Regions from separate parts of the Homo sapiens genome. Here region 1 is linked to region 2. Evidence: chromatin loops called from intact Hi-C (ENCODE). Cell type or tissue: B cell. All regions are shown on one strand. Links, peaks and the distances in the headings refer to the core of each region. The heading gives the core; the rest is flanking DNA.

Evidence for each region. A loop is a pair of places that touch in the nucleus more often than their neighbours do. Peaks named below come from ENCODE experiments on the same cell type or tissue, not always from the same donor. Only the 100,000 strongest peaks of a DNase experiment are listed, where the experiment ranks them.
Region 1: it touches region 2 in a loop (3-fold over the local background); 10 of 110 quality-filtered maps call a loop at or near these places.

The regions. Positions count from the first base shown.
Region 1 is chr11:95,251,935-95,257,314 of GRCh38, forward strand. No RefSeq gene overlaps it. Among named protein-coding and RNA genes, the nearest start is that of SESN3, 23 kb to the left of the region's middle. RefSeq lists an enhancer at 2,165-2,554. In B cell, for the core only: no CTCF peak of the experiment used is centred there; DNase peaks (open chromatin) are centred at 2,547 and 4,437; H3K4me3 peaks cover 2,916 bases; H3K27ac peaks cover 4,676 bases.
Region 2 is chr11:95,334,597-95,339,976 of GRCh38, forward strand. No RefSeq gene overlaps it. Among named protein-coding and RNA genes, the nearest start is that of SESN3, 110 kb to the left of the region's middle. RefSeq lists enhancers at 2,006-5,380, 3,167-3,894. In B cell, for the core only: no CTCF peak of the experiment used is centred there; DNase peaks (open chromatin) are centred at 1,595 and 3,015; H3K4me3 peaks cover 1,110 bases; H3K27ac peaks cover 3,258 bases.

The sequences.
Region 1 (5,380 bases), core at 287-5,286, 83 kb before region 2:
TTGTTTTTGAGTCAGAGTCTTGCTCTGTCACCCAGGCTGCAGTGCAGTGGTGCCGTCTCAGCTCACCGCAACCTCCGCCTCCCGAGTTCAAGCAATTCTCAAGCCTCAGTCTCCTGAGTAGCTGGGATTACAGGCTCCTGCCACCACGCCTGGCTAATTTCTTTATATTTTTAATAGAGACAGGGTTTCATGATGTTGACCAGGCTGGTCTCGAATTCCTGACCTCAAGTGATCCACCTGCCTTGGCCTCCCAAAGTGCTAGGATTCCAGGTGTGAGTCATTGTGCCTGTCTGGGGTTTTGGAATTGGATGGTGCACACATTTTTTTTTAGCCTGCATTAATGTCTTTCTTTATCATTAAAATGTTCGTTTAATAATCATGTGAGGTTGGGGTCTAATTTCAGTTTCAACTGCCGCTAACTATGTGACCATAGGATTTTGTTGTTGTTTTTGCTCAGCATCTACTGTGCCATATTTTAAGACACACATTTCAGGCAAAACAGACAGCAGGAACAAAGGTGTGGTAGGTCCACTGAACAGGGAGCCAGAGAGCTGGATGTAGGAACTGCCCATCACTCTGGGGAGTCTATGAGACAACAATTCTGTTTTTCAGCACAACAAATTGTTTGTTACCTTCAAATAACACAGAAAGACAAAAATCAGTAAGTTTATATTTCCACAGGCAGTGAAAATGTGAAGATCTGAGTGGTGTGAAAAGAAGTCACTTTCAGAGAGAACATTTTGCTGAAATTTAGAGTGAGCTACATGTGCCTAAGTCATACACAGGAAGTAGGAGACCTGGGGGTCAAGGGGACAAAAAGCCCCACAGTGAAAAAAGGCAATTACTGGGAAAATGAGAGAAGAATGCAAAGTATACAGAAGCAGCTATGTACGTTGTGAAATACAAGTCACCACACTATGTGTTGCTGCTGTCACAAAGATCAAGATAGAAAATGCAAATATTCACCTCCATGTCTGAGTAATCTTTGCCCCCCCCATTCTTTCATTCCTTTCCTCCAACATTTTAGTCTCCTAAGCCTTTTTTGAAGGATTCTTTGTCTCATTTAAAAATAAAGATGGGTAAGGGAGTACCTGAGCAAACCAGATGTGGCAGGCTCCGTGAAGTATATCCATGTTTTCCTGCTCTGCTTATGTAAAAATAACTGAGGGAAGCTGAAATATTTTGTATGTGTATTAAAAGTTAAAGGGAAGAAGGGTTTGGAGCAATGAATGAGATGAAAGACAAAGCTGTGCCAGGAAAGATGAAAGCCAAGCAAAGGGTGGTTAATCATCCCAGTCAGAGACAAACAAGAGAAATCTAGTGTGTCCTGAGAGCTAAGGAGCCCCGCTATCCACCATGGAAATGTCTCTGACATCTAAGTTACCGAGCTGGTTACTAAGCCTGCTATTTCTGATCTGTCAAAATCATTCCATTAAAACTTAAAATAAGCCTGCAACTGGATAAGCTTATCCCTTACAGAAGCCTTATGTAATAAATGCAAATGTGCATCTGAATTATTAGGCTTCTATTTTTTTCCCTCAAAGCTGCACTTAATCAGTAAAAGCTTGTGAAAGCCTAAAGATTTCTAAAATAAATGTGTATCTAAGAGCATCTCTAACATTGTCTTGAGAGCTACCAAGAGGTTTAGAAGAAAAGGCCTTGTGTGGAGAACAAGAATTGCTGGGTTCTGGCACTGGTTTAGCTACTTAATTTGCACTGGTTCTTGCAAATCACTTAGCCTCCCAAGGTTGAAAGAGTCTATGTCTGAGTGAAAAGAGTTCAGAAACTAGGATTAAAAACCATGGGTTTGAGGCCCAGCTTCATCATGTGCAAGCTATATGGCTGGCAATGGATTTAATATTTAGGGGTTTGTTTTCTTATCTATAGAGTGGGGGAAGTAATAGTACCTCATGCATGGGACAGCTGCAAAGAACATATGAGACATTGTATATAAAAAAGTTCTTTGCGCACTGTAAAGGGCAACAGACAAGTTGGCCTTTGTCACTACTTCCCCAGTTTACCTAAGGCTTACAGAATGCTGGGAAAATAAATGAGAGGTAATAAGGCATTTTTTATAGAAAGTCCTAAAAATTACTTCACAATTCTTTGCAGCAAGTGAAGACATAGTTTAATACTGATGGTAAAGGCAAATGAACTAATCAGAAGGCCAGCCCCATCTAGGAGATGTGTAAGACATCTTCCACCTACAGTCGAAGGCAAACGATAAGGTTTTTTTCTTATTCTCTTGTATTCTAGAGGCTGTTGGGGGTTGGGTGGCTTGGAAGAGAAAGTGCCACACAATAGCATTTGCTAGATTACGGCATGGGGGTTGGGAGGGCGCTATAATTTAAGAGGCATAAGATGACTGAAGTGATCACACAAAAAAGATATCTTCCAATTCCATTTGAGCTACAATCTGATTTCGCTGTTGAGTACAACGTCCCCTTCACAAGAATCAGAAGTCAGCATCAGGGCTGTGCTGCATAAGTTTTCCACCCAGCAACAGGATGATGTCAGCAGCCAGGGAGAACGACCAATCAGCAGGCAGAATGAATCAGAGCGTGCTGGGATTTTGCTCAACTGTCTCTTAGCAAAGCAAGCTGTGCTCTGAAGTGCAGGGGTTATTTGCACTTCCTCTGCACTTGAAGCTGAGGCTGAATGGCTCTTTAGCTGAAAAGGTACCAAGGAGTGTGCAAGCAGTTAAGATGATTTGCATCCAAGCAGCCAGTCTCATAAGTCATGAGTCATATTTGTTTTCCTGAAAGTATTTTTTTGGAATAAAAAATTCAGCATTAATAAAGATTCTAAAGTCTTGATTTATATGTTGTGTCTTATAATTGCTTGAAACCTGTTTTGTTTCATGCATAGTGATGCTGGGCAGCTCTTGGCACATGAGCTACAAGTAAAGTTCAATACTGCCTCTTAGGGAGTTTGAACTTGCCTCTGATGTTTCAAGTCTTCTCTCTAATGACAAGCAGCCTGGAAATCAACAGCTGTTTCATTTCTGGGGCAAAAGTGCTAATTCTCCAATTACACTAAAGTGTGTTTTGTGTGTGCTTTAAAAATAAGTCTAAGCTGGAAGGATATGATGTGACTTGTAGACATTGTCTCATGGGTGGGAGTGGAGAGGGCTTTGTAGCATTTCTGAAAACATGAAGTTATTTCCCAAAATTTTGTCAGTTTTTCTGATCTTAGTGGGCAGTGACAGCAGTATTGGAAAAGGGTGCAATCGAAGGGTTAAACCTACCTACCCGGCATTACCTATGACATATCCCAGGTCGATTAGACCTCCCAGGCAGGTTCCTCACTGGCATTATCTGAGGACAATTTCTGTGCTATCTAAGGCCAGAAAGCAGTTTTTCCTGTGAGTGGTGAAAACACATCTTTCCAAAAGAAAATATATATCTCAGAGAGGGAGTGATTTTTCATCTTGTCTTCTTTCAGAGTCCTTGGTAGGTCTCAGGAAGCACCATGTACTGCAATTTATTAGCCCAGACCTGCTGCAACCTATCCTTCTACAGTTTGCTTCTTGGCTGAATGCCTCGTTTTCCTCATTACTGAAATGAAAAAGGGTTTACAAAGCTAGCTAATTTGAGCTAATTAGGGACGGGCTATTCTGAAATATGAAGAAGGCTGGATTTGAGAATATTCCTTAAAGAAAAGCCGACATTACATTCAAAGGTTGGTAATATGCTGGAGGAGAGAGCACAGCTTCCAGAGTTTAGGCTTCCCAGCTTTTGAATCCCAGCTCTGTGCTTCCAGCCACCTCTCCATTCCACAGGTGCAAACTGGGGTAATGCTTAGCTCCAAGGACGGTTGTGAAGATAAACAATCTCTCACCACCAAGCACAGGCAAAACACATAGTAGCTACTCAATAATTCATAGACCCTCCACCCCCTTTAAACTGGAAATAAACAACTTGTTGGCTGATAGAAATCCCAGAGGGACCTGCTTTCACAAATACTGTAGGATTTGTAATTAGCATGTAAAAAGACTGCTTCCAGCCCTTGAAAGCATGTTGTCCTTTAAAGGCTCTTAGGCAGACTCAAGAAGCCTTGTTTGCCCTCTAGCATTAATTTGCTTAGCAAATTCTCACTGCTAGGGCAAAATTAAATTTCAGTTTAGGCTCTGTTTGATTGACCACAAACTCTAAATGAAGGTGGCTTTAGTGTGATCTAACTTTCACTTGTTTGGGATCCTTGAGATTAATGCAATGGGCCTTCGAGTGATTCTATAAGGCCCTGGCACTCTTTACGAGAAAGACGTAAATATGAAGTATCTGAAGCAATGCTGTTATCACCATTCCCTTTCCTTAGCTTAACATCCCTCAAGGGGTGCTTCTGGTGCCCAGAGAAGTTTAGAAAAGCTTTTGACAGAGCAGAGCAGACTAGGAGTCTGTACAGAGGTGAAAGCCCTGGGAAGGTATGAGGTTATAGCAGCTGTAGAACCCAGAGACTTCTGGAGGAAGTCGGGTAGGGGATGTATTTCCTGGGTGAGGGCAAATCAGCTATTTTGGATTCTTTGGTTCCTCATTAGTCAGAAATCAAGAAGACTACAGAAATGGCAACATTCTGCTGTTGCTACTGGTCCTTTCTCCTGAGGAATGCATTTGCTGACTAAGACATAACTTCGTAGATTCGCTGTCCACTCACGGCTTAGTTTATTGCAACACAGAGAAGGTCTCTTTCTTCCCGGTGTGCAGAAAGATAAACTGACAGCCTGTGGGTAAGCTCAGAGACTTGCGAAAGATCACGTTAGGACATCAGGATGGAGATACTGAATGCGGAAACAATGAAACCGGAAGTTGAGATCTTCAGACAGTACCTCCATTATTCCAATCACTTCAAGTCCAAATGGAGAAGTTTAAAATGAGTACCTTTAACCAAGAGTGTAAGACCTGCCTAGTTTTGAGTAATTGGATCTCTGGATATGGGCTCTAAGAGATCTTTACCTATATTTAGGCAAAGGGAAGCCAATTCATTCCAAGAGAGTCCTTTTTCTTTTTTGACAGATCAATTTGATATGGTATCATGGATTAAATACATTTCTTACTTGGAAGGATCACATTATTTGGGAATAGGTTCACTGCAGATATAATTAGTTAAGATGAGGTATACAGGAGTAGGGTGGGCTCCTTATCCAACATGACAGGTGTCCTTATAAGAAGACGACAGTGTGAAGGCAGGTGCACATAGGAAGAAAGCTGCGTGACACAGAGGATTGGACTGGTACATCTACAAGCCAAGAAACACCGAAGATTGTTGGCAAACCACCAGAAGCCAGGAAGAGGCAAGGCAGGGTTCCCTAGAGGTTTCAGAGGGAGCTTGGCCCTGCTGATACCTTGATTTTGGAGTTCTCCAGAAGTAGGAGACAATAAAT
Region 2 (5,380 bases), core at 326-5,325:
TGATAATTGGTTTGAAAACATTTGTTCATGTTTGTGTAAGCCCAGAAACAGTCTGGAAGGAAAGGCACTAAACTTTTATCGGAGCTGATCCAAGAAGTTGCCAGGAGTCATGGTGAGGGCAGGGGCTTCCTTTCATATTTTATACCCCCAAATATAATTTTTGTTGTACTTACTTCATATTTTGTATACAAAAACAGTGATTTCATTATGGATACTTAATTTTTATCTTCTGATATTGTAAATAGAATATAAAAAATGCTTTAAAAAGAAACTGGAAAATGTGGGGAGGTATTCAATTAAAGACAGAATTAGATTAATGGAAAATGTTTGGGTCCATTTAAAAGTCGAAGGAAAAAGTAGACTTTGTTGACTAAATTCAAAAAATGTTAATATTTTGAAGGGAAAAATGGGATGGAGAACATGGGGAGATTTTTATTGTGGAAATCGTCAAACCTTCCACTTTGGAGGAGAAGTTTTCACAGCCAAGTAGCAGAGCACTGTGTCTTCTTTGATAGCATTAATTACATCCTTTGGGGTCCACAGCTATCTAGAATTGAGACCAGCAGCTAGTAGGAGTTTACCTATATGGAATGAGGTGTCCCCGAGAGAGCTTGTGAGTGGGCTGTCCAATCTTGCTCCCTCTCTCTGGCAATTTGGCCTTGGGGAGGGGAGGGGAAATAGGCTTCCGCTGGTGGGAGCAAGTGGGGAGCACTACTTACCGAGGGCTGTGGAAAATGGTCAAGCTGCCAAACCAAGTGACCAAACAGCCAAGGTAGGCACAAGTGGCAGGATGAACAAGAGGCAGCTCAGGACCCTGAAGCAGGCCCGAAGCTGGTGAGCTATGGTCTTCAGTCATAGGTGGAAGTGTGTCTTGGATGGTGAAGACTTTTTGTTTTTTTTGAGATGGAGTCTTGCTCTGTCGCCCAGGCTGGAGTGTAGTGGCACAATCTTGGCTCTCTGCAACCTCTGCCTCCTAGGTTCAAGTGATTCTCCTCCCTCAGCCTCCCGAGTAGCTGGGACTAGAGGTGCATGCCACCACGCCTGGCTAATTTTTGTATTTTTAGTAGAGACAGAATTTCACCATGTTGGCCAGGCTGGTCTCAAATTCCTGGCCTCAAGTAATTTGCCCACCTGGGCCTCCTGAAGTGCTGTGATTACAGGTGTGAGCCACCACGCCCTGCCAGTGAAGACTTCTTGAGAGGAATGGACATCCTTTCTACTTCCCAGGGCGTCCCCTGAGACCCAGAGGCCCATGTTTTAAGGAAATAAAGACATAAGTCTGGTGGACTCTATTGAAGATTCACCCATCCATCTATCTGTAAGCAGACAGGGAGGATCTCCAGGGACTATAGGAATTTAATCAACTTGAGCAATCAGCCTGTTTTACAGCATCTTGTCTTGAAGCCTGTTTTGTCCCAAACCCTATGTGGAATGTGGTCACCCAGTTGGTTGACACCAGCTCCTGACAGACCCTGGCAAATTATAAATGAACCTGAGTGAACTTTCCTCATTACTATGCTAGAGTCCACCCCCCCACCAACCCCCTCAGGGGAGCTATAGCCTCATTACCATAACATGTGACCTATGTGCTGGTGTGATGACTCATTGCATCTGCACCACTGGTGGGACCCTTCCTCTACATGCGCTGACACTTCCTCTCTACTCTCCATTGCCCCGTAAAACCCTCCTGTCACTTTCCCTCAGGGAGACACTGCCTTGGAGAACACACCAGTGCTCTTCTTTTTTGTGACAAATAATAAAATGCTTATTGAGAAAAAACCTGTGTTCTCGTGGAGAGTTGTTACTTGCCAGGCAAATGAACCCCATTTTTTTCAGGTAATATAGTCAATCATGAATTTAGCAGTACCAGACCATAAACAAACTCTAACTACACCAACATCATTAATTCAAATTAGCTTTGGGGGAATGCTTGCGAAGAAAAGCATTTTCATGAATTTCCAATATGTAGGGTGATGAAAATGAAGCTAGAAGCACGTTACCAACTAGAGGTTCTTTGAGGGTCAGCTTTTAAGGAAAGATGACAATAATTTGTAAGTAGTATAAAAATGTTTACATGTAAATGGATGCTGCTATGGTTCTTACAATATGTTTCTTCAAGTAAGGTAAAAAATTTGGGCTGAGATTTTGTTTATTGTCCTCATTTACTTAGCAAACTTTTCTTCACAGATAGCATGAAGGTAACCTTCATCTCAGACAATGTCTGAAATCGCATATATTTTAAAATAATAGATTTCCTTTTCATAAGAATTGTTTCTATTAACCCTAGCCCAATAAGAAGAAAGGTATAGCAGTAGGAAGAAAAAAAAAATAATGCTTATTCTGGTATACGTAAAAATCATAATCTAAGTTGTCTGATGTTTCAAATTCTTTCAATTTGTCTTTACCACAGTGGATAAGTCAAAGTTAAGATCTAGAAGTCACTAGAATAAAATTATAAAGTTGAAAACATGACAGTACAGTTGCAAGGCTTCACTCCAGAAGCTTCATTTGAGTTACCGAGGGCAGTGGTGGTGGGAATCGTGTTCAGAAGGACATCCTTAAAGTTTCAGATCTTGCTGAAATAAAAATACCAGGCAGAGCTGGTTAACGGGTTAGCGTTCATCCCAGTGGCTCAAGTTCACCCTGATGATTAATTACAGTCTTGTTCGCCTGGTGTTAATAAGGCTTCCAAGAAGCCAGGCCCCTCCTCCCCACCAACCTCTGAAATTATTCTTCATTTTCAAGCACTGTGATAATCAACCAGAAAAAAATAATAGCGGCTCTGGAGACCTGCCCCAACCGGCTCTCTTGCTTGTTCTCTTTGAATCTTTTCTCTGGCCTCTTTACCTCACATGCTTCCCCTATGTGCAGTTTCTCTTTAGGCTGTAGAACACACACACACACACACACAAACACACACACACACACACACACACACACACACTCTCTCACGTAAACCCCTTCTTAGACTCCCTGAGAGCTTAGCAGAAAACAAGTCCTTGCTTGTGGGGAGCTTAGGAAGGCCAGCCCAGGAAAGCAAGGCTCCGGTGGCTGCTCGCCACGGGCTTTCTCTTTCGTATCCTGCCAGATGGTTTCCAACCCCCTTTCAGTTCCAGAACGGCCTAAAGCCCAGGGCGGGCAGGCTGCCTCCCCGGAGTGACATCTGTGTTTCTAGGAAGGCAGTCTTCTGGTTCTCTAAGACACTCTCTACTCTTCCTGCTTTGGCCTAAAAGCCTGCACTGGGGGAACCTTGCCTTTAGCTGAGGTGATAATCCTCTTTAAAATGCAAATCCCCCTGGGAGAGGGGACAAGTTGTAGCTCATACATCCTTTGCACTAGACAGGGAGCGAATTTCTGTAACCTGGGAGAGTACCAATTCACTTGGATCCTGTGGGCCCATAATATGGAGGGACTAAACTCTTAGCACAGGGTTGATAGGAATTCCAGTGATGATTGATGAAATGAATTGAGGTGCCCTGGAGAGAGGCCATGCAGGGTAGATCTGAGACTGTTCTAATACTCCTATGGTGGCTCTGGTCTGCCTAACTATTGTAGTATAGTAGCTGTTTTTACTAGACTGTCTTCCTACAGAATAGTAGGCAGAGATTGTGTTTGTCATGACTGTATTCTCAGTGCTGAGCGTGGTGTGTCTCAAACACAGTAGGCCCTTAAAGACTGTTTGAAGAACAAATGAAGGAATGAATGGTATGTCGGGTGAAGCCTCCTTCATCAAGAACAAATTCTAACAACTTCTCAGCATGTTTATCAAACCTGGCCACTCTGGAACAGTGACATTGGCTGTCACCTATGTCCAAACTTGCAGGGATTTCTGAATCTGCCTTTGCACAATAGGCACTGGGGCTCTTCACATCCCTCTGGGGGCTGTGCCAGGGCAGCTGCTTTCCCACCCAGCTCACTCCCCAGTTGAGTCTCTGCTTTTTTTTTTTTTTCCAAACCTTTCCACCTGGCTCAGAGCCAAGGAGGCCTCTAAGTCACACTCAGAATTTCCATGACAGTAAATAGACTAAACGAAGGCCTTTCCAGCCCCTGAAAGAGGCCTCTTCCAATTCCGCCCTGTCTGGCAGCATTTTTGTTCCCCCCATTTTGATACAGGCCTGTGGAAGGTCAATGACTCCTTTAAAAATAAGGAAAACATGGACAAGCGCCCAGTTCCTAACCTGCTGACAGTGCAGTTCTCTGCAGCCAGCCCACAGTTCTCTGCTGAAGCCTTCACAGTGATTTTTCACAAAGGTCTGCAATCTATTATGCTACAGTTGACTGCCACATTCAAATGTAAAAACAGATCCTTGGATCAACACCCTATAAAAAGCCAAGAAAAATGTGGTAGTGTTCTTTTCTGGCCGGAGCCAAGAACTTTCTGAGGGAGGAATCCTTTGCAAGCCAGCAGCTCTGTACCTGTGTGGTTTCACTGTAACTTGATCAATTCAGAATCCCGGCAAACTGTAGAGGTTGCAGGCATTAGCCCACCCATTGGGTTGAAAAGGATCTAAAGATGCTGAAGGGACTAATCACTAAATTATTTTCACCAACTCAGAGCTCTTGGAAAGATCCCTCGAGGTCTTTAATTTTATCCAGCTTCCTCGCTGTTTTCAGTCTGGCCTAAGTCATTCTGGAAGATGGCACTTTAAAACCTCTGCTCAAAACATGCTCCCTAGCTAAAATACAGCCACTTTCTTAAAATAAAACAACATGCCTGCAGCCCAGAGATCCTGGCTGAGCCCAAACAAAAACAAAGTTTCCTGCCTGGGAAGGAATGTCCAAGGGACATTGCTTACCACTGGCGCATAAAATCCACACAGGAAAAATGTTAGTTAAGAAAGATCAATTGGAATGTTTGAAGGTGTGGAAAAAAGATACCCATATTCTCCTTCCTGTCAGCTTGTCACCTTTCTCCTGTTGTCCCCTATCCCCTAAGCGTGTCTTAAGGCAGTGAGGAGTGCAGTGTCAGGAGTAGTTGGATAACTAGTTTCAAACTGTTTTGCTGGACTGTAACTACTGGTGGTATGCCACACTGACATTAGCCCCACAAACTCATCCCCTCCCCACAGGACTGCCAAATTGCTGCTCATATTCTGTCTGCTTCATTTGTTCACCTATTGGCAATTACCTTGCTGAGATCATTGTTTTCCTCTTCTGTATTTTTAGCTCCTTATGAAACTTGTAACAGGATGACTATCTCATATCTAGTCTTTGCTTTTCAGAGTTTAGCAAGCTTTGTTTTGGCTGAGTGTGTGGAAGTAACTTTCACTGTGCAACAAGATTCCTTTATGCCTGCTTCAGCCAAATATACATTGAGACATTGATTTTTGTTTGTGAACTCATATGCTGCCAGGTATATGTTTATCCAGATAAACATACA